2 separate regions of the Homo sapiens genome follow, and region 1 is linked to region 2. Evidence: read pairs that join two places in POLR2A ChIA-PET (ENCODE). Cell type or tissue: K562. All regions are shown on one strand. Links, peaks and the distances in the headings refer to the core of each region. The heading gives the core; the rest is flanking DNA. Region 1 overlaps MYO1C (myosin IC). Region 2 has its middle 52 kb from the start of TRARG1.

Region 1 (10,429 bases), core at 2,430-10,429, 140 kb before region 2:
GCACCCCTCCCCATACTGCAGGCTTGCTGGAGCTGGGAGTGCAGAGTGGTGGCGGCTTCCTGGTCTGCCTGAGCCTGGGAGCAGGTGGGATGCACAGGCTCTGTGGCATTCATCTCCTTGTCTCACGCTGCGTCCACAGCTCCTGAGCCCGCTGAACCTGGAGCAGGCCGCGTACGCACGAGACGCCCTCGCCAAGGCTGTGTACAGCCGCACTTTTACCTGGCTCGTCGGGAAGATCAACAGGTCGCTGGCCTCCAAGGTGAGGGCTCGGTCCACACTGCTCCCAAGGCAGAAGGGAGGGCCGTCGGCGAGGCGGGGGGTGCTGCAGGGTGGGGCTGGCACGCGCAGGGGGCCCACGCCTTCGGTTGAATGACTGCCCTAGGACGTGGAGAGCCCCAGCTGGCGGAGCACCACGGTTCTCGGGCTCCTGGATATTTATGGCTTTGAAGTGTTTCAGCATAACAGGTCGGTGCCATCTTTCCCCCGTCTCTCCTCCCGGTCTCCTGTCCTGCTCCCTCTCTTCTGTCCTCCAGCCTCTCATTCCTGCCCTGTGACTCCCCAGCCAGCCGGGGACTGTCTCTGTGTTTCTCACCTCCTGTGCTCAGGGGCGTCGTCCAGCTTTTCCCCTCTCCTGGTCCTGTGTCCCCACTGAGCCACTGTGGGCTCTTCTCCTTCCTTACAGCTTTGAGCAGTTCTGCATCAATTACTGCAACGAGAAGCTGCAGCAGCTCTTCATCGAGCTCACGCTCAAGTCGGAGCAGGAGGAGTACGAGGCAGAGGGCATCGCGGTGTGTGCTAGCCTGGGGGCACTCTCCGTGGGCCACGGGGAGCCTGGGTATCGGGGCCCCTGGGAGAGGGTGCCAGGACCCCACGGTGATCCCTTCCTTCCCTTCTGCCCCTCAGTGGGAGCCCGTCCAGTATTTCAACAACAAAATCATCTGTGATCTGGTGGAGGAGAAGTTTAAGGGCATCATCTCGATTTTGGTGAGTCCTCTGCGCCTCCAAGGCCTGGTGCTGGAGGCTGGGTGGGAGGATGTCCCCCTTCTCCGTTCTCTCCAGGCTGGTCCACGGAGGGCCAGAGTTTGGGGCTGAGTAGAGACAGGGCAGAGCTGTGAATGGAGGATGGAGGGAGGTGCCGCCCCAGTTGGAAGCTCTCTGTGGAGACTCCCTGTGATCTGCCCCTCCCCTGTGTCTGTGCCTCCCAGCACGGTGACCCCAATCCTCTGTGCGCTCTGACCTGTCCCCCATACGTCCTTCCCCCTGTGCCACACCCCCCAGGATGAGGAGTGTCTGCGCCCCGGGGAGGCCACAGACCTGACCTTCCTGGAGAAGCTGGAGGATACTGTCAAGCACCATCCACACTTCCTGACGTGAGTGGGGCTGCGGGGCTGCTGGGGGCAAGGGCTCACTTGCAGCAGAGCCTGCGGAGTGCAGGAGTCCCTCCGCCATCACAAAACACCAGCCACAAGGAGGTGACCAGGGACGGTGCTGAGTTAAGGACCCCTCACATGTGTCCAGAAACTAAGAAGCTTAGCCAGGCATGCTGACACGCCTGGAGTCCCATCTATGCAGAAGGCTGGGGCAAGAGCATCACTTGAGCCCTGGAGTTTTGAGGTTGCAGTGAGCTAGGATCAACCCACTGCACTCCAGCCTGGGTGACAAGAGCGAGACTCCGTCTCAAAAAAAAAAAAAAAGGGAAAAAAATAAATAATGAATTTTTTAAAAAAGAGAAAGAAGGCCAGGTGCAGTGGCTCACGCCTGTAATCCTAGCACTTTGGGAGGCTGAGGCGGGTGGATCACCTTAGGTTAGGAGTTCAAAACGAGCCTGGGCAACATGGTGAAACCCAGTCTCTACTAAAAATGCAAAAATTCGCTGGGTGTGGTGGCAGGTGCCTATAATCCCAGCTACTCGGGAGGCTGAGGCGGGAGAATCGCTCGAACCCGGGAGGTGCAGGTTGCAGTGAGCCGAGATCGCACCACTGCCCTCCAGCCTGAGCGACAGAGTGAGACTTCAACCCCAAAAAAAAAAACAAAAAACAAGACACTAGTAGCCTGGCTTCCTCCTTCTTCTTGTTTGAGAATGAAACTTGCTAAGATTTTTCATCTTCCTTGTTTGGAAATTGATTTTTATTGAAGGAATCCTCTGAAGTGGGGAGAGGTAGAAACAGGAACAAGCGCCTCTGTCCAGCGCGGTCTGATGCATGCTGTGCATGTCGTCGCTTCACCTGCAGCTGCTCCTTGAGGGGTTCTTGGTGTTTTCTCACTGAGACTCCAAGAGGCGAAGTCATTTCCCCAAAATTAGCTCTCATCTGGGTTGCCGAGCTGGGGTCAGTGCCAGGGCTGTTGAATGCCAAAGCCATGAGTATTTTTTGCATAATAATATATTGAAAATTTGTTTCTGGATGGGCGTGGTGGCTCACGCCTGTCATCCCGACACTGTGGGAGGCCTAGGTGGGCAGAGATCACCTGAGGTCAGGAATTCAAGACCAGCCTGGCCAACATGGTGAAACCCTATCTCTATTAAAACTACAAAAATTAGTCAGGCGTGGTAGTGGGCACCTATAATTCCAGCTACTTGGGAGCTAGGAGAATTGCTTGAACCTGGGGGGCGGAGCTTGCAGTGAGCTGAGATGGTGCCACTGCACTCCAGCCTGGATGACAGAGTGAGACTCCGTCTCAAAAAAAAAAAAAAGACTTGTTTCTAGGAGTCTCTCTGAATCTATTCGGGTTTAGGGGCTGCCTGATTCATTAAATAATAAATACTAAAAACTTGTTCCTGATTATAAAAATAATATTGCTTATTACAGCAAAGTTGGAATGTGCGCAAAAGCCACCTGTGATCCCGTCGCCCAAAGGCCATGGCTGTTAACTGTGTGAGGCATTTCCCTCCTGCCTTTTTCTATGCATTTTTTTTCGTAGTCGAGAACTTGTGTATAAGGCTCAGGGTAAATATCCTGCACATTTTCCCGTATCATCAAACAACATTTTCCTCAGAACACTTCCTGGAGCGGTTCTGACCCACAGATACTCCCCTCTCTCACCCAGCCCTTCGGGGCCCCTGGCCAGCCTCCCAGGTTTCTGCTGGAATCACAAGGCTGCCACAAACATCTCCGTGCCTTCAATCTTTGTCCGTGTCTCTGGTTAGCTGCTTGAAATAGTTCTTAAAAGCAAATGGGTGAAAGGGTATAAACACGCCTAAGACTTAAGTGCTCTCTTGGGGCAGCAGATTCCATTCTGAAAAGTAGTGCGCAGCTCACCACCCCTTCTGAGCAGAGCCCGCAGCGGCCGAAGCAACGAGAGTTTCCCTCCCTGCAGCGTACCCTGGCCGTCAGGAGGCCCAGGTCCCGGTCCTGGCACTGTGTGGCCCTGGCCAAGGCCATCTACCTCTCTGAGCCTCCATGGTCCGCTCTGATCAGGGAGGCCACTGGCCCTGCCTGGCCTGCCTCAGTGACCCAGCCCTGGGGGTGCACCTGCTCTTTTTTTTTTGGAGTGTAGTGGCACCATCTCGGCTCACTGCAACCTCTGCCTCCCAGGTTCAAGCGATTCTCCTTTGTCAGCCTCCTGAGTAGCTGGGACTACAGGCGCCCACCACCACGCCTGGCTAATTTTTGTATTTTTGGTAGAGATGGGGTTTCACCATATTGACCAAGCTGGTCTCGAAGTACTGACTTTGTGATCTACCCACCTCGGCCTCCCCAACTGCTGGGATTACAGCCGTGAGCCACTGTGCCCGGCCTGGGGTGCACCTGGGCAGCTGGTTCCTGCTCCTGAGGCCCTTTCAGCAGGCAGAGGGCTTGGCTCAGGCCGGCAGCCATCTGCAGCTTCCTCCCTGTCACCCCCAGGCACAAGCTGGCTGACCAGCGGACCAGGAAATCTCTGGGCCGAGGGGAATTCCGCCTTCTGCACTATGCGGGGGAGGTGACCTACAGCGTGACCGGTGAGGATCCTGGGGCTGTGTCCCCACAGGGGCCTGCGGGGAGGCTCTGTCTCACCTCACGTCGGTTCTCCCCTCCCAGGGTTTCTGGACAAAAACAATGACCTTCTCTTCCGGAACCTTAAGGAGGTGAGGAGGACGTGGGGAGGCCGGGGTGGGGGTGGGGATAGCCCACAGCTCTGCACCTGTGTCCAGGAGCCTGTCCTGCCTGTCCCTGTGCCCCACCCTGACCCCGGCTCTGCCCACACAGACCATGTGTAGCTCAAAGAATCCCATTATGAGCCAGTGCTTTGACCGGAGCGAGCTCAGTGACAAGAAGCGGCCAGAGACGGTGAGGAGGTGGCGGGACCGGGCGCAGGGGTGCATGCGCCTGAGTGTGCATGAGGGCCTGTGTGAGCCTGGGAGCTGGCAGCGTGCGTGTGAACGCGTGTGAGCCCGTGCACATCTGCAGGTGTCTGTAGGGGGCTGCCTTAGGTGCCTCTTTGCCTACTTTTTTTTTTTTTTTTTTTTTTTGAGACAGGGTCTCGCTCTGTTGCCCAGGCTGGAGTGCAGTGGCGCAATCTGGGCTCACTGCAACCTCCACCTCCCTGGTTCAAGCGATTCTCCTGCCTCAGTCTCCTGAGTAGCTGGGATTACAGGCGCCTGCCACCATGCCCGGCTAATTTTTTGTATTTTAAGTAGAGATGGGGTTTCACCATGTTGGCCTGGCTGGTCTCAAACTCCTGACCTCGGGTGATCCACCTGCCTCGGCCTCCCAAAGTGTTAGGATTACCGGTGTGAGCCACCACGCCTGTCCCTGTTTGCCTACTTGTGTGTGTGTGCTGTGTCTATAGTGGAGTCGTGTGTCTTCAGTGTGGGCTGTGTCTGTAGGGGAATCCTTGTGTACGTCTGTCTCTGTGGGTGCCCATATGTTGACAGCTGCCTCTGTGCGGTTGCTGTCATGTGTCTACCCACTCAGCAGACATTTATAGCAGACACTGCCAGGCACTGAGGTACCACAATGAGTGGGTGTGCCTGCAGCAACATGTGCACAGGGTGCTTTGCAAACTTAGAAGAGGGAACAGCAAACGGCCTGACGGGGCGGAAGGGGTGAGGGGTTGGGGAGGCTCCCTGGAGGAGGAAGCATTGGAGATGACTTGGGAATGTCAGATGAACCTATAGTGAGGGCCCAGTCCAGACACAGAGAGTCTAAAAAGGCCATGAGGTGAGCAGGAAAGCGATGGCATCAAGGAGAAGGACCGGGGGAAAGGCAGGCATGGCCAGGGTGCCAGATGCAGGGAGGGCTCCAGCGAGCTGAAGGCGGAGGTACGGCTGTTGGGCTTGGCAAAAAGAGGGTCAGGGGAGCCCCAGAAGAGTGAGGTCAGTGAGTCCATAGGGAGGTGGAAGCCAGACTGCCTGGCAGGGAGGGCATGCAGGCGACATGCTGCCCAGGGTGTGGCTCACTGTGCCCCTGCCCGCTGCTGCCGTCCACCCCACCCTCTCCCGAAGCACCACATCCTCCCGGCCCTAGCGTCTCCCTGCTGAGGATGCCTACACACCCTCCCGCCCAGGCCTCTCCAGCAAGCCACAGACTCGTGTATCTCATCCTCTTCCCCTAGGTGGCCCCAGGGCACCCTAGATCCCACTGGTCTATAACAAACGGGCCCTTGGTCTGCCCCTCCAGGCTTTCTCCTTCTTTGACCCAGTCCCCCAGGCCAGAAACCTGGGTGTCATCCCCTTTTTTGTTTTTGTTTTTGTTTTTGAGACGGAGTCTCGCTCTGTCACCCAGGCTGGAGTGCAGTGGCGCGATCTCGGCTCACTGCAACCTCTGCCTCCTGGGCTCACGCCATTCTCCCACTTCACACTCACGAGTAGCTGGGATTACAGGTACCCGCCATCGTGCCCGGCTAATTTTTTTATTTTTGTAGAGATGGGGTTTCACCATGTTGGCCAGGCTAGTCTTAAACTCCTGACCTCAGGTGATCCGCCCGCCTCGGCCTCCCAAAGTGCTGGGATGACAGGCGTGAGCCACCGCGCCCGGCTCCGGCCCCCTCGTTCTTTTCTCTCCTTGTCTCCCTTGTCCAGCCACTGGATCTTGCCGGAGTACTTAGCAGCTCCCCCTCAGTCCTTCCCTGTAGCCACTTCACCCGCCCCTCCTCCTTATCCTTTAAAGCTCAGCAGAGCGTCATTTCCAGAAGACGTCACCTGGTGCCCCCTAACCCTCAGACTGGATGAATTGTCCCTTTGTGGGGCTCTCAGAACCCACAGGCATACACCTGCTACTCTCGGAACACCGGGATTGTGAGTCTTTGCCAAGGAGCGTGCTCCTCCGCCAGGCCTGAGATCCTTCCAGGTCCCGCAGAGCAGCATACCCAGATACTAGCTGAATGCGTAGCATGGGACATGCTGTTTAGGAACGCAGCCCTGAAGTTCTAGAAAGAAAAAGAAGGGCCACTAAAGGGAGGTGTAGCACTGAGGTTGCTGGGAGACCTGAGCAGGAGTTTTAGGCTGGAGTGAGGCTCGTAGACTGAGGTCTCTCGCCCAGCCAGAGGGGTAAGGGGTGGAGTCTGGCCCCCTCCTCTGCTGCGAGGAAGCTGTGGTGGGAGGAGTAAGGACCAGGCAGAATCAGAGGCTGCTGCGCGCGTCACCAGCCAGGGGAGTGGGGTACTCGCTGCTGGGGTCAGCAGCTTTAGCCCAGCTCCGGCCAACCTCCCATGCCTCTTGGCTCGCCAGGTCGCCACCCAGTTCAAGATGAGCCTCCTGCAGCTGGTGGAGATCCTGCAGTCTAAGGAGCCCGCCTACGTCCGCTGCATCAAACCCAATGATGCCAAACAGCCCGGTAGGCCCCTCCCACGGGGGACTTCGGGGCCGGGCCTCCCCTGCAGGAGACAGGCCGTCAGCGCCAGCCCGCTGACCACGGCGCTCCCCCTACCCCAGGCCGCTTTGACGAGGTGCTGATCCGCCACCAGGTGAAGTACCTGGGGCTGTTGGAAAACCTGCGCGTGCGCAGAGCCGGCTTTGCCTATCGCCGCAAATACGAAGCTTTCCTGCAAAGGTGGGGGCAGGTCCTGCTCGGTGCCAGGGAAGGGGAGCGGGAGGGTAGGAGCCCCTAGGTCCCATGAGGGCAGACAAGGGTTCTCGGCCCCATTTTAGAAATGCGGATGCGGAGGCCCTGGGCTGCCCTTGGTGGAGGCCCTTGGTGCTGCGGTCCTGACATCAGGCTGGGTGGAAAGAATACCCGGCTCCCCCAGGCCGTGCCCTCCAGGAGCACCCGGTCAGGGGTACAGGAGGCCTCCGTCCACGTGCCGGGCACCAGAGGCAGACAGCAAGCCTTGTAGGGCAGCTTCCAAGGGGCTCCGAAAGGGTGGAGCAGCTTTGTGGTTCTTCTGAGTCGGGGGCCTGGGGGGTCAAACTGAATTTCATCTCTGCCACTTTCTAGTTACTTGGCCTTAGGTAGATAAGAACGGTTTCTTCATCTTTAAAATGGGGGCAGTGACCGAGTGAGCCTCCTGCTAGCTGTGAACGAGTCAGTGGGAGCACCCAGCAGGTGCCCAGAGAAAGCTGATTGGGGTCCCCAGGGCAGGCTGCTGACTGGGGTGGGAGCCGCGTGCATTCCTGTCCCCAGGTACAAGTCACTGTGCCCAGAGACGTGGCCCACGTGGGCAGGACGGCCGCAGGATGGGGTGGCTGTGCTGGTCCGACACCTGGGCTACAAGCCAGAAGAGTACAAGATGGGCAGGTGGGTAGTGTCCGTGCCGGGTGCCTGCGGGGAATGGGAGTGGCAACCCCGGGCTGATCACTACTGCTCTCCCAGGACCAAGATCTTCATCCGCTTCCCCAAGACCCTGTTTGCCACAGAGGATGCCCTGGAGGTCCGGCGGCAGAGCCTGGGTGAGAGAGAGGCCTACCCTTCCTGCTGCACGGGGTCCCTTCTGGGAAGCAGGGAAGTCACTCCCTTGGGCTCCTTCTCCAGGGAGTCCACCCCTCCCTATCAGCTCCAGCCCCACGCCCAGCTCCAGGGAGTCCTTCTCCAGAGAGTCCAATGGCCGACTTGGAGCCCCTCCCCACCAGCTCCAGCCCCACGCCCACCATCCCACCCGCCGCCCCCCTTTTCCGGGCAGTCCCCACATTCATTCTTCTTCACCACTCTCCTCCTGCTCGTTGGTTCCTTCAGCCACTCTCCCATTCATGCCACTCGTGGAGCGCACACGGCACCAGGCTCCCAGCTGGCTCCCCGCGCTCTGGCCAATTGCCTTTCTTTCCCAACCGCAGCCACAAAGATCCAAGCTGCCTGGAGGGGCTTTCACTGGCGGCAGAAATTCCTCCGGGTGAAGAGATCAGGTTCGCGGGCCCATGGGTGTTCAGGAGGGGCGGGGTCTGGGGCCAGGGGGGGCCACCATGGTAAGAAGATAGAGTTCAGCCATCTGTGGTCTCCACGACAGCCATCTGCATCCAGTCGTGGTGGCGTGGAACACTGGGCCGGAGGAAGGCAGCCAAGAGGAAGTGGGCGGCACAGACCATCCGGCGGTGAGCGCCAGGGTGCCTTGTGGGGGCTGCAGAGCAGGGCGTGGGGGGTGGTTCACCGCCAGGCCCCTCACCCCCAACCCTGTCTGGCCCCCCACCCCAGGCTCATCCGAGGCTTCGTCCTGCGCCACGCCCCCCGCTGCCCCGAGAACGCCTTCTTCCTGGACCATGTGCGCACCTCTTTTTTGCTAAACCTGAGGCGGCAGCTGCCCCAGAATGTCCTGGACACCTCGTGGCCCACGCCCCCACCTGCCCTGCGTGAGGTCTGTGGGCACCCCCTGCCAAGTTAGGGACCATCATAGTACACAGCAGAAGGGTCTGATTTCTTCGGGCCAAAGGATTGGTCAGGGAGGGCTCACGGAGGGCCCGGACCAGAGCTGAGCAGTGAAAAGTAAGGTCTCTTTTTTTTTTGAGATGGAGTCTCACACTTTCGCCCAGGGAGTGGCATGATCTCGGTTCACTGCAACCTCCGCCTCCCGGGTTCAAGCGATTCTCCTGCCTCAGCCTCCTGAGTAGCTGGGACTACAGGCGCCCGCCACTACGCCCGGCTAATTTTTTTATTTTTAGTAGAGACGGGGTTTCACCCTGTTGGCCAGGCTGGTCTTGAACTCCTGAGCTCGGGTGATCCACCCACCTTGGCCTCCCAAAGTGCTGGGATTCCAGGCGTGAGCCACCGCGCCCTGCCGAGTAAGGTCTCTTGACCGGAAGCGTCTCCAGATGGAGGGGGTGTTACTTATCCAAAGGATGCAGTAGCATATGTTCGATGTCTTCAGAGGGAAGGGCCCAGGGTGTCCAGGACCTCTGACCTCACTCCTCCCCTTAGGCCTCAGAGCTTCTGCGGGAGTTGTGCATAAAGAACATGGTGTGGAAATACTGCCGGAGTATCAGCCCTGAGTGGAAGCAGCAGGTACGGAGAGCGGGGCTGGGTGAGGATGAGGAAGTGGAGTCAGGGAGTCGCAAGCATTGCTCAAAGGGTGTCCGCCTGGAGGGGCATTTACCCCGGTCTACCGTATTTACCGCGTTCTACCGTATTTACCCCGATCTACCGTATTTACCCTGGTCTACTCTATTTACCCCAGTCTACCGTATTTACCCCGCCTACCGTATTTATCTCGGTCTACTGTATTTACCCCACCTACCGTATTTACCCCAGTCTACTCTATTTACCGCAATCTACTGTATTTACCCCGTCTATAGTATTGACCCCGGTCTACCGTATTTTGCCCTGCCTACCATATTTACCCCGCCTACCGTATTTACCCCGGTCTACTCTGTTTACCCCGGTCTGCTCTATTTACCCCGGTCTGCTCTATTTACCCTAGTCTACCGTATTTACCCCGGTCTACCGGTGACCTCAGTTGGATGCCAGGCCCTGCTGGGCCTCGTGTAGGAAGTGGACACTGGAGTACAGCTGGGGTGGCCAGTAGGGTTCATATCGTGGGCCAACTGCCCTTGATTGGTAGAGACTGCTCAGAACCCTGTGTTGAAAAGTCTGCGTCTTCACTCGGGTCGATTGGTGATATCTGCCCTGATTACAGGCATTGGTTGATGTGCCGTGTTTTTGCCAACTCAGTATTGGATGATGCTAAAGGGCCCACCCAGTAACCTTGAGTATTAGTGATCTGCTGCTTACAAGACCCCAAGCTGGAGCTGAGTCTCAGGGCCACCAGGGCCTGATGGGGTGGGGAAGCATTACCAAGGCCAGTTTCAAAACCCCGCAGTGCCTTCATGACCCCGCTGGGGAGTGCTTGGTGGCGGCAGAGGGTCAGGAAGTGGAGGGTTGATGGGCGTGTGGGGGGCAGGGCTCAGCCTCCTGGTGCTGAGCCAGAGAGGGACCAGCAAGCGGGTGAGGGAGGCTGTCTCAGGTCCTAAGGCTGGCTCTGCCCCCCCAAGATGGTGCTCCCCACCATGACACTCTCCTCACCCCCCTTGTCTCCTCAGCTGCAGCAGAAGGCCGTGGCTAGTGAGATCTTCAAGGGCAAGAAGGATAAT
Region 2 (15,637 bases), core at 3,226-11,225:
ATATCAGCCTGATCATTGTTTAGTTACAGTGATGCTGGTGGGTATGTAGGTGGGTATGTAGGAGGTTTAATTCTGGCTTGAGTTTGCATTTCTCTGATTACTAATGAGGTTAAGCACTTTGTAATATATTGAACATTTGGATATCTCTGTTGTTACATGCACACTTTTTGCCCGGTTTTCTGTTGGGATGTCGTTTTGATACCGATTTCTAAGCGTCTTTATTTAGTATGTTTTTGGAGTTGTTTTTGTTACTGTCTTCTTCCATGCCGTGCCTTGCTTTTTCATTCTCTTAATGATGTCTTTTGAGGAACAGAAGCCCTTAATTTTAATACAGTCCAGTTTATCCATCTTTTCCTTTAAGGTAAGCACTTTCTATGTCCTATTTAAAAAATACTTGTCTATTCTAAGATCATAAATCTTTTTTTTTTTTTTGAGACGGAGTCTCAATCTTATGCCCAGGCTGGAGGGCAGTGGCGCCATCTTGGCTCACTGTAACCTCCACCTCTCAGGTTCAAGCGATTCTCCTGCCTCAGCCTCCCAAGTAGCTGGGATTACAGGTGCGCTCCACCACGCCAGGCTAATTTTTTTTTTTTTTTTTTTGAGACGGAGTTTCGCTCTCGTTGCCTAGGCTGGAGTGCAATGGCAAGATCTCGGCTCACCGCAACCTCTACCTCCCAGGTTCAAGCGATTCTCCTGCCTCAGCCTCCTGAGTAGCTGGGATTACAGGCATGCACCACCACGCCTGGCTAATTTTGTATTTTTAGTAGAGACAGGGTTTCATCATGTTGGCCAGGCTGGTCTCGAACTCCTGACCTTAGGTGATCTGCCTGCCTTGGCCTCCCAAAGTGCTGGGATTACAGGCGTGAGCCACCACGCCCGGCCAGGTCATGAATCTTTTATGTTATTTTCTAGGAATGGTTTGCCTGTCATGGCTAGATGTAGAATCATCTAGAATCTATTTCGTGCATGGTATGAGGGAGATGGTTAAAATTTTTTCCATATAGAGATCCAATGGTCCTAGCACAATGTATTTCCTCATCGGTCTATTTGTCCTAATGCCAGTGCCACACTAGATTTAAAATAATTCAATATTCGGTAACGTGAGGCCTCCAGGTTTGCTGTTCAAGATTTTATTGGTTTTTGCATTTCCGCATACATTTAAGAATCAGTTTGTCGATTTCAGTAACAGACCAGCAACAACAGAAACCTGCTGGGATTTTGCTTATGATTTTATTAAATCTATAAATCGATCTGGGGAGCTATTAACATTTTTTTTTTTTTTGAGATGGAATCTCACCCTGTCTCCCAGGCTGGAGTGCAGTGGCGTGATCTCGGCTCACTGCAAGCTGTGCGTATCAGTAGTTTATTCCTTTTATTCCTTTCATTCCTTTTATTGCTGAGACGTATTCCATTGTTTGATATACCTCAATTTGTTTATTCACCTATTTGATGGACATTTGGGTGTTTCCAGTTTTTGTCCATGACAAATAAAGCACCTGTAAGTGTTTGCGTATAAGTCTTTATATGGGCATGTCGTTCCTTTCTTGTGGATAAATGGCGGAATGGTTGGATGGCATGGCAGGAGTATATTTAACTTTTTTGGAAACTATCCAGTAGTTTTACAAGGTGGTACCATTTGACGTTTTCACCAGTGCATATGAACGCTCCCATTCCTCCACATCATCTCCAGCACTCAGCATAGTCCGGCATTGACATCTTGCCTCTCCGATAGGTTTATGGTGGTATCTTGCACTTTTAATGCCTATTTTCTAGTGACTAGGAATTGATATTGACCATCTTGTTATGTGCCATTTGCCATCTCTATATTTTCTTTTTCTTTTTTTTTTTTTTTTTTGAGACGGAATCTCGCTCTGTTGCCCAGCCTGGAGTGCAGTGGTGCGATCTCGGCTCACTGCAACCTCCGCCTCCTGGGTTCAAGCGATTTTCCTGCCTCAGCCTCCCAAGTAGCTGGGACTACAGGAGCGCACCACCACGCCCGGCTAATTTTTTCTATTTTTAGTACAGATGGGGTTTCACCGCGTTAGCCAGGTTGGTCTCGATCTCCTGACCTCGTGATCCGCCCGCCTCGGCCTCCCAAAGTGCTGGGATTACAGGCGTGAGCCACCGCGCCCGGCCTGTTTGGGCCTTCTTTAACTTAAGTAATGTTTTGTGCTGTTCAGTGTGTACAGGTCTGTCAATGATTGTCTCACATCTTCCCCTGAGCATTTAATAATGTTTGATGGGACTGCAAATGCTTGCTTTTTACATTTCAAAGCTTTCTTTTGATTGCTCGTTGCTACTTTAAAGAAATATAATTTATTTTTGTCTATTAATATTTTAGTCTGCAACCCTGCTAAACGGACGTATTAGTTCTAGTGGGCTGCTTTCTTTTGCTTGTAAATTCCTTCAGGTTTTCTACATAATCATGTCTATGAATCTATACAGTTTTAATTCTTTTATGCGTTTATCTTGCCCACTTGCACTGGCTGGAACCACTAGTACAACTTGTGTGTGTGTGTGTGTGTGTGGTTTTTGTTTCTTTGTTTTGAGGCGGATTCTCACGCTGTTATTCAGGCTGGAGTGCAGTGGCACAATCTCAGCTCCTGCAACCTCTGCCTCCCCGGTTAAAGTGATCCTCCCACGTCAGCCTCTCGAGTAGCTGGGACTACATGCGTGCCACCAGGCCCAGCTAATTTTTGTATTTTTTGTAGAGACGGAGTTTCTCCACGTTGAGATGGAGTTTCTCCCAGGCTAGTCTCGAACTCCTGGGCTGAAACGATCCTCCCGCCTCAGTCTCCCAAAGTGTTGAGATTACAGGCACAAGCCACTGTGCCTGGCCCTGATTCTTTTTAAAATTTGTTTTTCTGGGCTGGACATGGGTGCTCAAGGCGGGTGGATCACCTGCCTCAGCCTCCTGAGTAGCTGGGACTACAGGTGCACACCACCATGCCCGGCTAATTTTTGTATTTTATTAGAGACGGGGTTTCACCATATTGGCCAGACTGGTCTCGAACTCTTTTTTTTTTTTTTTTTTTTTTTTTTTTTTTGAGACGGAGTCTCGCTGTCTCCCAGGCTGGAGTGCAGTGGCGCGATCTCGGCGCACTGCAGCCTCCGGCTCCCAGGTTCAATAGATTCTCCTGCCTCAGCCTCGCTAGTAGCTGCGACTGCAGGCGTGTGCCACCACACCTGGCTAATTTTTCTATTTTTAGTAGAGATGGGGTTTCACCAGATTAGCTAGGCTGGTCTTAAACTCCTGACCTCACCTCAAGTGACCCACCCACCTTGGCCTCCCAACGTGTGGGGATTACAGGTGTGAGCCACTGCACCCGGCCAAGTGTTCTCTTTTCACCATATCTAAGCCAACATTTATTGCTTTTTGACTTTTAAATTACAACCATTCTTGTAGGAGTAAGGTGGTCTCTCCTTCTGGTAATTTAATTTGCATTTCCTTGATGATTAGTGATTTTGAGCATTTTTTTCATATGTGTTGCCTGTTTGTGTATCTTCTTCTAGAAATATCTATTCATGTCCTTTGCCCACTTTTTTTGTTTGTTTGAGATGGAGTTTCACTCTTGTTGCCCAGGCTGGAGTGCAGTGGCGCAATCTGGGCTCACTGCAACCTCCACCTCCTGGGTTCAAGCGATTCTCCCACCTCAGCCTCCCGAGTAGCTGAGATTACAGGTGCCCGCCACCACAGCTGGATAATTTTGTGTTTCTAGTAGAGACAGGGTTTCATCATGTTGTCCAGGCTGGTCTCGAACTCCTGACCTCAGGTGACCCACCTGCCTTGGTCTCCCAAAGTGCTGGGATTACAGGTGACAGCCCCTGTGCCCAGCCGTTCTTGGCGTCTTGAACAAGGAACTGGACAAAACGCACAAAGCAAGCAAGGGAGCAGTGAGGGATTTATTGGAAATGAAAGCACACTCCACAGTGTGGGGGCAGCCCGGGCACAGGGGCTCAGAGGCCGCCTTGCAGAGTTTTTGTGAGTTTGAATACCCTCTACTTGGGGTACGCCGTATGTGAAAGGAGAGGAGGTAGGAAAGTTACAAAGTCATTTACTTGGCTTACGCCCCACGGAGGGGATGTTTCCTGTCATAGCTGAAGTGTGAATGTGCCTTATGTTCCCTGACTCCAGACCCTATTTTCCTGCCTCAAAAAGACCAACATGGCCCCATACGAGTTTCTAATCTCGGTGCTCGAGGGAATTAAGGCAGATACTCAGGTTAGTATGATACAAGGCAGAATATGATTAGTGAGATGAGGTGCAGTCATAACACGTAACATTGTATATGGATAACAGATCTATAGTAACTTACACAGTATTTTTTCATGTATTATCTGTTTTTTGGCTTCATAATAATCTTTTGGTTAAGATAGAAATTATCAGTCTCATTTTACAAAATTAAGTATTGAGACGCTTGTCGAAGGTGAAGTGGGTGTGAAATGATGCGGAATAGATTTAAATCCAGGTCATCAGGTCATCAGTCTCCCGAGTCCAGTGTGTTCTTGGTGAGACCATTCTGCTTTCCTTGCTGGTGCTTCTGCTTCACACAGTGGCACTGCCTGTCACCCAGTATTTCCGTTTTAACAGCACGACTGTCTTTTGTCTTTTTTTTTTTGTTGTTGAGACGGAGTCTTGCTCTGCCGCCCAGGTTTGAGTGCAATGACATGATCTCAGCTCACTGCGACCTCCACCTCCCGGGTTCAAGCGATTCTCCTGTCTCAGCGTCCCAAGGAGCTGGGATTACAGGTGCCCGCCACCATGCCCGGCTAATTTTTGTATTTTTAGTAGAGATGGGGTTTCACCATATTGGCCAGACTGGTCTTGAACTCCTGACCTCGTGACCCCGGGCCAATGCGCCCGGCCTCTTTTGTCTTACTGTAGTATTTGTGCAGCTAACTTGAATTTTAAGTATTTTGGGCCAGGCATGGTGGCTCACGCCTGTAATCCCAGCACTTTGGGAAGTGCTGCTTGAGCTCAGGAGGTCAAGACCAACTTAGGCAACATGGAGAAACACTGTCTCTATAAAAAATACCAAAAATTAGTCAGGTGTGGTGGCGGGCGCCCGTAGTCCCAGCTACTTGTGGGGCTGAGGCAGGAGGATCACTTGAACCTGGGAGGTTGAGGAGGCTGCAGTGAGCCGAGACTGTGCCACTGCACTCCAGCCCGGGTGACAAAGTGAGACCCTGTCTTAAAAACAAAAAAAAAAAAAAAAAGAAACTTGTTGGCTCGATTTCAGTGTTCTTCAGACTTTGGTTGGTTGACTGCATGTACTATTGCGAGGGAAAAACATTCCATTTCAATAGCTTTCCCACCCCATGTGCCAGATGCTAAATTGCTTCCACTTGGAGAAAATACTTCTACTTGGAGAAAATGAAGATATCAGGGATAATAGACAAAGGAAAAGTAAGATCCTTTGTTTGTTTGTTTCAGAATGTTGAGTTATTTGGGTGAAAAACAGTAAATAGTTAGGCCCCAAATAGAGAGGCATTAATATTTATCTATTTTAAATAGATATCATTTTTAGGGGGAAATGAAAAGGATTACACACTCTGTTCATTCAAAACTGTGAAGTGGCTCAAGTTATGTATTTTCAGTATCACTATGGTCTGTCACTTAATCTGATTTTGTATTCTCTGCCAAAAATGTTTTTAAATTTTCTGTTTTGTCCTGGGTCATATAAAAGTGGGTCTGGAGCAAAGAACGGAAGGACTGAACTATTTTTGAAAGAACGTGACCACCTTTGAAAGCAGGTGTTATTGAATATATGTGTGTTATGTGGTTTTCCATGTTTATTAATTCATTGACTTGTGTAGCAAATGTTTTATGTTTTCATAGAAAGTGCTTTATCCATGCAAATTCATTTTATTCTCCTAATGACTTTTTTCATTAGAAAAGGAATTGCAGGGCCGGGCACGGTGGCTCACACCTGTAATCCCAGCACTTTGGGAGGCCGAGGCGGGCGGATCACGAGGTCAGGGGTTCGAGACCAGCCTGGCTAACACGGTGAAACCCCGTCTCTACTAAAAATTCAAAAAATTAGCCAGGCTTGGTGGGGGGTCGCCTGTAGTCCCAGCTACTCAGGAGGCTGAGGCAGGAGAATCACTTGAACCCGGGAAGCGGACGTTGCAGTGAACCGATATCGCACCACAGCACTCCAGCCTGAGGGACAGAGTGAGACTCCGTCTCAGTCAGTCAATCAATCAATCAATCAAAGCTGTTGAAATCAGAACACAGAAGGGTCAAGACTTGTTGAGTGCTCCCCGCGTTGGAGCCAGCTGTTGGTGTGTCTGAATCTGTTGATGTGACTGATTCCCACAAGGGGGCGCTCTCTCCTAGGGTGTGTGTAGCTTGCGGCATTCACAGGTTCGGTACTGCTTTTTGTGTTTGGTAGAAGACCACCATAAAAAGTATTTTGCATTGCATCCAAAATTATATGAACACATTCTTGGGGAACACAGTCATTTTTAACGGATAGCATCTTCTAGTAGCACAAAATAAAGATGAGATGGCACTGTGTTTTTTATTGCCTCAAGAAGAAGCGGTTAGAAATGCAGTTTACTTTGAAAAGATGATTTGATGCTGAAACGAGTGAACCATTTCATTACTCCGTAACACGTGTAGTAAAACTCTTCTAGTGGCCGGGCGCGGTGGCTCACGCCCATAATCCCAGCACTTTGGGAGGCCGAGGTGGGCGGATCACCTGAGGTCAGGAGATGGAGACCAGCCTGGCCAACATGGCAAAACCCTGTCTCTACTAAAAATACAAAAATTAGCCGGGCGTGGTGGCGGGCACCTGTAATCCCAGCTACTCAGGAGGATGAGGCAGGAGAATCGTTTGAACCCGGGAGGCGGAGGTTGCAGTGAGCTGAGATCACGCTACTGCATTCCACCCTGAGCAACAGAGCGAGACTCCATCTCAAAAAACAAAAACAAAAACAAAAAACAATCGTTTCCCCAAAAGTGGCAAGTTTTTACTAAATGAATATGGCAGTTTGTGTTTTTCACCCTGGAACACGCCCTTGCGTCCTCTCTGTTTCCTGTTCTATCCTCTGTTGCGTGCTCTACTGGCTGGGGCCCCGTTGTTTTCAACCTGACTCCATGGCAGCCACCTCTGAGCCAGTGCCCTGCCTCTCATGTAACCCCTCTCAACCTACCCTGCACAGAGCTGCCTCCTTATCTTCCTCAGCAGCTTACAACTTGTCATCACTCTCTTCAAGGACACGGTGCAGCTCCCTGTTGTTTGTGACCGTGTGTGGTGGTACCCATGAGATGTCTGACCAGCCCTTTGCTTCATACGTTAGACCCAAAACACACAACAGCATGGTGGCTCACACCTGTTTTTGTTTGTTTGTTTGTTTGTTTTTGAGACAGAGTCTTGCTCTGTCGCCCAGGCTGGAGTGCAGTGGCGCGATCTCAGCTCACTGCAAGCTCTGCCTCCCAGGTTCACGCGATTTTCCTGCCTCAGCCTCCCGAATAGTTGGGACTACAGGTGCCTGCCACCACGCCCAGCTAATTTTTGTATTTTTAGTAGAGACGGGGTTTCACCGTGTCAGCCAGGATGGTCTCGATCTCCTGACCTTGTGATCTGCCTGCTTCAGCCTCCCAAAGTGCTGGGATTACAGGCCTGAGCCACCGCACCCGGCCTGGAGTTTTGCTCTTGTTGCCCAGGCTGGAGTTCAATGGCATGATCTCAGCTCACTGCAACCTCCACCTCCCGGGTTCAAGCGATTCTCCTGCCTCAGCCTCCCGAGTAGCTGGGATTACAGGCATGCACCACCACGCCCAGCTAATTTTGTATTTTTAGTAGAGACAGGGTTTCACCATGTTGGCCAGGCTGGTCTTGAACTCCTGACTTCAGGTGGTCCTCCTGCCTTGGCCTCCCAAAGTGCTGGGATTACAGGCATGAGCCACTGCACCCGGCCGGCTCATATCTGTTATTCCAGCACTTTGGGAGGCCAAGGCAGAGGGGTTACTTGAGCCCAGGAGTTCAAGACCAGCCTGGCCAACATAGCAAGACCCTGTCTCTTAAAACACACACACTAACCAAATACTTGGAGACATGGCAGGGAACGGCATACACTGGGGCCCGTCGGGGAGAGGGGCAGGGGAGGGAGAGCATCCGGAAGAATAACTAATAGATCCTGGGCTTAATACCCAGGGGATGGATTGATCTATGCAGCAAACCACCATGGCACATGTTTACCCATGTAACAAACCTGCACCTCCTGCACAGGTACCCCAGAACTTACACACACACACACACACACACACACACACACACACCCCAATACAATTGTGTTCACTTACTGAGGTAATGGTACTTGCTTTTTTTTTGGTTTGAGACAGAGTCTCACTCTGTCATCCAGGCTGGAGTGCATTGGTGCGATCTCGGCTCACTGCATGCAACCTCCGCCTCCCGGGTTTAAGCGATTCCCCCTGCCTCAGCCTCCCGAGTAGCTGGGATTACAGGTGCCTGCCACCACACCAGGCTCACTTTTATATTTTTAGTAGAGAGGGGGTTTCGCCATGTTGGCCAGGCTGGTCTCGAACTCCTGAGCTCAGGTGATGTGTCTGCCTTGGCCTCCCAAAGTGCCGGGATTACAGCTGTGAGCCACTTTGCCCAGCTGAATCGGATACTATTAGGCTATAAGAAAGTCACTAAATTACTCGAGTTTCGTTTTTTTATCTGCACAATGGGCTGTAGCAACTTTGCGAACTTGTAGAGACAACATCAAATAAAGGATCACCAGGGTACAAAATTCCTCAGAATGTTCTCAAGAAATAATGTGGGGGCCCGGGCAGTTTTCCACTAGACTGCCAGTCCCCGGAGAGCTGGGGGGCATGTGCTGTTCATCTCTGTATCATGTGCATGAACTTTATGCAGAAACTGTCATGTCACTCCTGAATTAGGCTCAACCCATCTCGGAGCCCCTATCCTACTGGGCTACCAAAAGTGAAATCAATCTTAGTCATACTGAGTCTCCTTCCCTTTGCCTCTTGCGTTATGCAGAGTTCCCAAGAGTCTTTCACCGTCCGGGCATTTGAGGAAAACACTCAAATCCACACTGGACCCCCCTGAGATGCTGCCAACTGAGCCACGTAATCCCTTGAAGCTGCCAGTGTCTGAGAGAGGTCTCTGCTAAGGATGCCCTGGGTTTTTGGTGGGCCGCATCCCACCGGTCAAGGGGCTGGCACTCCCAGGGGAACTGTGAGGGAGGGGACATAGGCGGGAGCAGTCACAGGTTGGCACCAGTGGCCTGTCCTCCCCACCACTCCCTAGTCTCCGGGGAAGCTCTATGGAGTTCCCTCTGCCTCCCAACGTCCTGCCCTCCCACCCCATGCCGGAGTTGCTTCTCCTCTCTCGGTGGGGATGGGAAGGCAAAGGAAGGAGAGGCTGACCCCCTCATAACTCACCCCGGGGCAGTGGCCTCAGCATCTGGCACACTGTCTGCATTAAGTGGTTGCTGAGTGACTGGGGAAAGGAATACAAGCAAACGCTGTCGGGTTTTAACACCAATTTGCTTGTGTGCATGAGCTCAGGACCCAAAGCCCATCTTCAGAGGTGGTCCTGAGTCACCTCCTGCTGACCCCATAGAGCCGGAGCGGGCACCTCTGCAGCTCCGTGGACTAACCCTCTTCCTTAGAACTGTGGGGTACTGGGTCAGAGTCCTTCCAGCTGTCTCTGTGGGGTACTGGGTCAGAGTCCTTCCAGTGGTCTCTGTGGGGTACTGGGTCAGAGTCCTTCTAGCAATCTCTGTGGAGTACCGAGTCAGAGTCCTTCTAGCGGTCTCTGTGGGGTACTGGCTTAGAGTCCTTCCAGTGGGCCCTCTGAGGTACTGGGTCAGAGTCCTTCCAGCAGTCTCTGTGGTGTACTTGGTCAGGGTCCTTCCAGTGGTCTCTGTCGGGTACTGGGTCAGAGTCCTTCCAGTGGGCCCTCTGGAGTACTGGGTCAGAGTCCTTCCCATGGTTTCTGTGGGGTACTGGGTCAGAGTCCTTCCAGCAGTCTCTGTGGGGTACCGGGCCAGAGTCCTTCCAGTGGTCCCTGTGGGGTACTGGGTCAGAGTCCTTCCAGTGGTCTCTGTGGGGTACTGGGTCAGAGTCCTTCCAGTGTTTCTCTGTGGGATACTGGATCAGAGTCCTTCCAGCGGTCTCTGTGGGGTACTGGGTCAGAGTCCTTCTGGCTGTCTCTGTGGGGTACTGGCTCAGAGTCCTTCCAGCTATCTCTGTGGGGTACAGGGTCAGAGTCCTTCTGGCTATCTCTGTGGGGTACTGGGTCAGAGTCCTTCCAGGGTTTCTCTGTGGGGTACTGGATCAGAGTCCTTCCAGCGGTCTCTGTGGGGTACTGGCTCAGAGTCCTTCCGGCTATCTATGTGGGGTACAGGGTCAGAGTCCTTCCGGCTATCTCTGTGGGATACCGGGTCAGAGTCCTTCCAGTGTTTCTCTGTGGGGTACTGGATCAGAGTCCTTCCAGCAGTCTCTGTGGGGTACTGGCTCAGAGTCCTTCCGGCTGTCTCTGTGGGGTACTGGCTCAGAGTCCTTCCGGCTGTCTCTGTGGGGTACTGGGTCAGAGACCCGTGCCAGGCCACTTCCTCCTTGTTTTAAAACCTATGGGAGGGACTGCATAACGGGTATGGTGATTTCTTTTGGAATCATGAGGTGTTTTCAAACCACGTAGAAGTGGTAGTTACACAAATGGGAATGTACTCAATGCCACTGAATTGTGCCATTTATTTATTTACTTTTTGAGACGGATTCTTACTCCGTCGTCCAGGCTGGAGGGCAATGGTGTGATCTCGGCTCACTGCAACCTCCGCCTCCCAGGTTCAAGGGATTCTCCTGCCTCACCCTCCCTAGTAGTTGGGACTACAGGCACCCACCACCACGCCCAGCTAATTTTTGTATTTTTAGTAGAGACGGGGTTTTGCCACGTTGGCCAGGCTGGTCTCGAACTCCTGACCTCAGGTGATCCACCCTCCTCGGCCTCTTGGCCTCCCAAAGTACTGGGATTACAGGCGTGAGCCACCGCACCCAGCCAGAATTGTACACTTTAAAAAGAAAACAAAGACAAAAACTATCTTTCTTAGTTTAAGCTACTATAACAAATTACCATAGACTGGGTAGTTTGAACAACCTATATTTCCCACCGTTCTGGAGGCTGGGAAGTCTGAGGTGAAGGTGCAGGCAGACCCAGCGTCGGCCGAGGGTCCTGGTTTGCAGATGGACACTCCGTCCCCACCTGGCAGACAGCAGAGACAGAGAGACAGAGCAAGCCTCGTGTCTCTGTTTTTTGAGACGGAGTCTTGCTCTATCCCCCAGGCTGGAGTGCAGTGGCGTGATCTCGGCTCACTGCAAGCTCCGTCTCCCGGGTTCAGGCCATTCTCCTGTCTCAGCCTCCCAAGTAGCTGGGACTATGGGCTCCCACCCCACACCCGGCTAATTTTTTGGTATTTTTAGTAGAGACGGGGTTTCACCGTGTTAGTCGGGATGGTCTCGATCTCCTGACCTCATGATCCACCCACCTTGGCCTCCCAAAGTGCTGGGATTACAGGCGTGAGCCACCGCGCCAGGCCCCCTATATCTCTTCTTAAAAGGTCACTAAGCTTGGCCAGGTGCGGTGGCTCACGCCTATAATCCCAGCACTTTGGGAGCCCGAGGTGGGTGGATCACCTGAGTTTGGGAGTTTGAGACCAACCTGACCAACATGGAGAAACCCTGTCTCTACTAAAAATACAAAATTAGCCGGGTGTGGTGGCGGGCGCCTGTAATCCCAGCTACTCGGGGGGCTGAGGCAGAAGAATCGCTTGAACCCAGGAGGCAGAAGTTGTGGTGAGCCAAGATCACACCACTGCACTCCAGCCTGGGCAACAAGAGCAAAACTCCATCTCCAGAAAGAAAAAACAAAAACAGCCACTAATGTCATTCATGAAGGCTCTGCCTGCCTGACCGAATCATCTCTCAAAGCCCCACATCCTAATACCATCACATTGGAGGTTCAGATGTCCACATATGAATTTTTTTTTTTTTGAGACGGAGTCTTGCTCTGTTGCCCAGGCTGGAGTGCAGTGGTACGATCTCTGCTCACTGCAAGCTCCGTCTCCCGGGTTCACGCCATTCTCCTGCCTCAGCCTCCCAAGTAGCTGGGACTACAGGTGCCCATCACGACGCCCGGCTAATTTTTTGTATTTTTAGTAGAGACAGGGTTTCACCGTGTTAGCCAGGATGGTCTTGATCTCCTGACCTCGTGATCCGCCCTCCTCGGCCTCCCAAAGTGCTGGGATTACAGGCGTGAGCCACCGCGCCCAGCCGTCCACATATGAATTTTAGAGGGACACAAATATTCAGTCCATAACACTACCTAAATGGTCCTTCCTGTTTTCTTTTTTGTTTTTGAGATGGAGTCTCACTCTTTTGCCCAGGCTGGAGTACAGTAGCACAATCTCGGCTCATTGCAACCTCTGCCTCCCAGGTTCAAGTGATTCTCTTGCCTCAGCCTCCTGAGTAGCTGGGACTACAGGCGGGCGCCACCATGCCAGGCTAATTTTTATATTTTTAGGAGAGATGGGGTTTTCCCATGTTGGCCAGGCTGGTCTCGAACTCCTGACCTCAAGTGATCCTCCTGCCTCGGCCTCCCAAAGTGCTGGGATTTCAAGTGTGAGCCACTGTGCCCGGCCCAGACTGCATTTTTAAATTATTTGAATTATGTTTTTAACAAGAGAAATAGGTTGCTTTGAAAACATCAGTATTGAAAACATGTTTCTTAATGGATGGATGGAGACTGTTCTGTTTAGCCAAGAGCACTTCAGAAGCTCCACTCTGGTAGGAGATTGGAGCACTGAACCATTAATGGAGCCGTGAGCCCTGTGCATCGGATCATATCCGATCATTTATGGTGGTGCACAGTTGGCGACTATGGCGTCTGGGCCGTGGCTCCTCTGGAACCCCATCAAGCACGACTTGATATTTATATTTAACTGAACATGGTTCCAGCTTTTAAACTTCCTGCTGAAGGTGACCTATGCAAAGAGAACCCAAGAGTGGCTCTCCCAGCTCGCCTCGGATAAGGGTCTTGCTAATTTCCCTTCTCACAGCCGCTTTCCGCTTCCAGCACGGCTTCCCACCCGGGACACTGTCTAGGCGTGTAGGTGCTATGCTGTAGACGCTAGGTAGGTAAGTGCCTCATCCAAGTTGATACCCTTTTAAGAAAGCAATGGAGAATTCACAGTAAATGCTTGATCTTGTAACACCTCTTTGTGACTCTATTCTGGTCCTGCTGTTTGATCCAGCCCATTTATTAGTTCATAAAAATTTCACATAAACTAAATTTCATCTCCTAGGCTGAGTTCTATCAGATTAATATTTAACTCCAAGGAAATGTGGACATTTGCCTTAAAGAAGTTGTTTATTCCAGGAAAGAATCTATATTGTTATTATTTGAATGTCTTTGATTATGGTATGAAATTTTATTTTAGCCCAAAGCTCCCAGCAATCTTCTGTTGAAAATGGCAAATTTTCATGGATCAATCCACTGGTCTAGCATCTAAGCATTTTTATTACATTTTTTTCTGACAAAATCAATATGTGTTTATTATAGAAAATATGGATCAAGGCCGGGTGCAGTAGCGCACGCCTTTAATCCCAGAACTTTGGGAGGCCGAGGTGGGTGGATCACCTGAGGTCAGGAGTTTGAGACCAGCCTGGCCAACATGGTGAAACCCCGTCTCTACTAAAAATACAAAAATTAGCCGGGCTTGGTGGCAGGCACCTGTGATCCCACCTACTTGGGAGGCTGAGGCAGAAGAATTGCTCAAATGCGGGAGGCAGAGATTGCAGTGAGCCGAGATCGCGCCATTGCACTCCAGCCAACAAGAACGAGACTCTGTCTCAAAAAAAAAAAAAAAAAAAAAAGGATCAGATAGAAAAATAAAAATACAAGGAAAATAAAAATTATCTGTTTCCCCAACATTCTATGATAATAGCTGTTAACACTGCATATTTTTGTTTTAAATGTCTAAAAACTTCCAAGCATTTTTTTTTTACAAAATTGGGATCATATGGTACATCCATTTTTCATGTAACAGCATGCATAGCTTCTCGTGTCATTAAACTTTCATATGAAGCATACTTTGTAATGGCTGCATTGAATTTTATTATGCAGATGCCCAACCCCTGATTAATTAACTTTTCAAATATAACCAACATCCTATGTTTAACTTTAAAGTGGTTTCCAATTTTTATTCCATTAAAATAACCAAGCAACACTTGATTTTCCTTTTGAAAAATCTTGAAAGCAGGATACATTCTCCAACTGCCAGACTGCCGTTATATCTACAGCCCTGTGGTTTCTGAGTGTGTGAGTGTGTGTGAGTGTGTGTGTGTGTGTGTGTGTGTGTGTTTTATGAACTGGGCTCCGTCGAGTGCTCCAATTGGCTGAGAGGAATGTCTGGGCTATTTCTTGACCTTGTGGATATAAAAAGTAGAGAGGCCAAGCGAGATGACCCTGGAGTGGAGGGTAGCACTGATCTCTTTAGAGAGCGCCAGGAATAGTTTTCATGGAGGTAGGGTAGAGGAGGTGGATGACCCCGGAAACAGGGCGGAGGAGGCAGATGACCCCGGAAACAGGGCGGAGGAGGCAGATGACCCCGGAAGCAGGGCGGAGGAGGCGATGACCCCGGAAGCAGGGCGGAGGAGGCGATGACCCCGGAAGCAGGAGGCGATGACCCCGGAAGCAGGGCGGAGGAGGCAGATGACCCCGGAAACAGGGCGGAGGAGGCGGATGACCCCGGAAGCAGGGCGGAGGAGGCGATGACCGGGAAGCAGGGCGGAGGAGGCAAATGACCATGGAAGCAGGGCGGAGGAGGCAGATGACCTCCTTTGCAAGGTTCCTTTTAGACTCAAAGTCTTATGGTTTCCATAGTGCTACCTATTCTTTGGAACACTCCACCTCCTGTTTGTCCATTCATTACTGCAGGCATGCTCAATCCTTTTTACATGTTAGCATCACCAGCAAAAGCGGGGTTTTAAAAACAGCAGTAGCAATGCCAGAATCTACTTCTCCAGTGCTGTTGATCCAATTTTGATCCAATTAGACTAAGGTGGAGCCCAGACACTGTGTGTGTGTGTGTGTGTGTGTGTGTGTGTGTGTGTGTGTGTGTTTAAGCTCTTCCAATCTGCAGCCAGGGTTGAGAACTTCTGCTTTATGGCTTTTTTTTTTTTTTTTGACGGAGTTTCGCTCTTGTCGCCCAGGCTGGAGTGCAGTGGTGCGATCTCGGCTCACTGCAACCTCCGCCTCCCGGGTTCAAGCGATTCTCCTGCCTCAGCCTCCCGAGTAGCTGGGATTACAGGCGCCCGCCACCACGCCTGGCTAATTTTGTATTTTTAGTAGAGACGAGTTTCGCCATGTTGGTCAGGCTGGTTCCGAACTCCTGACCTCAGGTGATCCGCCCGCCTCGGCCTCGCAATGTACTGGGATTACAGGCGTGAGCCACCTTGCCCGGCCATGGCTTCTTAACTTCCTTGGGGTTTGGGTCACTGGCCTTGGTGCTGAATATCTTCAAGCCACCGGCACTGCTCTCAAAGAATCTATACATCCCATCTGGTTCCTCCAAAGTCATAAGCAGGTGTTTCAAAAATGCT

Evidence for each region. Peaks named below come from ENCODE experiments on the same cell type or tissue, not always from the same donor. Only the 100,000 strongest peaks of a DNase experiment are listed, where the experiment ranks them.
Region 1: POLR2A ChIA-PET joins it to region 2 with 5 read pairs; 4 of 35 experiments call an interaction of 5 or more read pairs at or near these places.

The regions. Positions count from the first base shown.
Region 1 is chr17:1,468,446-1,478,874 of GRCh38, reverse strand. MYO1C (myosin IC) reads left to right here. Exons shown (of 32, transcript NM_001080779.2): 10 at 140-259; 11 at 383-465; 12 at 683-788; 13 at 904-984; 14 at 1,279-1,370; 15 at 3,843-3,937; 16 at 4,017-4,063; 17 at 4,185-4,265; 18 at 6,647-6,752; 19 at 6,851-6,968; 20 at 7,539-7,652; 21 at 7,728-7,804; 22 at 8,186-8,254; 23 at 8,356-8,440; 3 more. Among named protein-coding and RNA genes, the nearest start is that of CRK, 17 kb to the right of the region's middle. RefSeq lists enhancers at 3,694-3,763, 3,914-4,043, 9,718-10,338 and a silencer at 4,854-4,943. In K562, for the core only: a CTCF peak has its summit at 5,540 (motif pointing right); no DNase peak of the experiment used is centred there.
Region 2 is chr17:1,323,415-1,339,051 of GRCh38, reverse strand. No RefSeq gene overlaps it. Among named protein-coding and RNA genes, the nearest start is that of TRARG1, 52 kb to the right of the region's middle. In K562, for the core only: a CTCF peak has its summit at 6,323 (motif pointing right); DNase peaks (open chromatin) are centred at 6,311 and 7,181.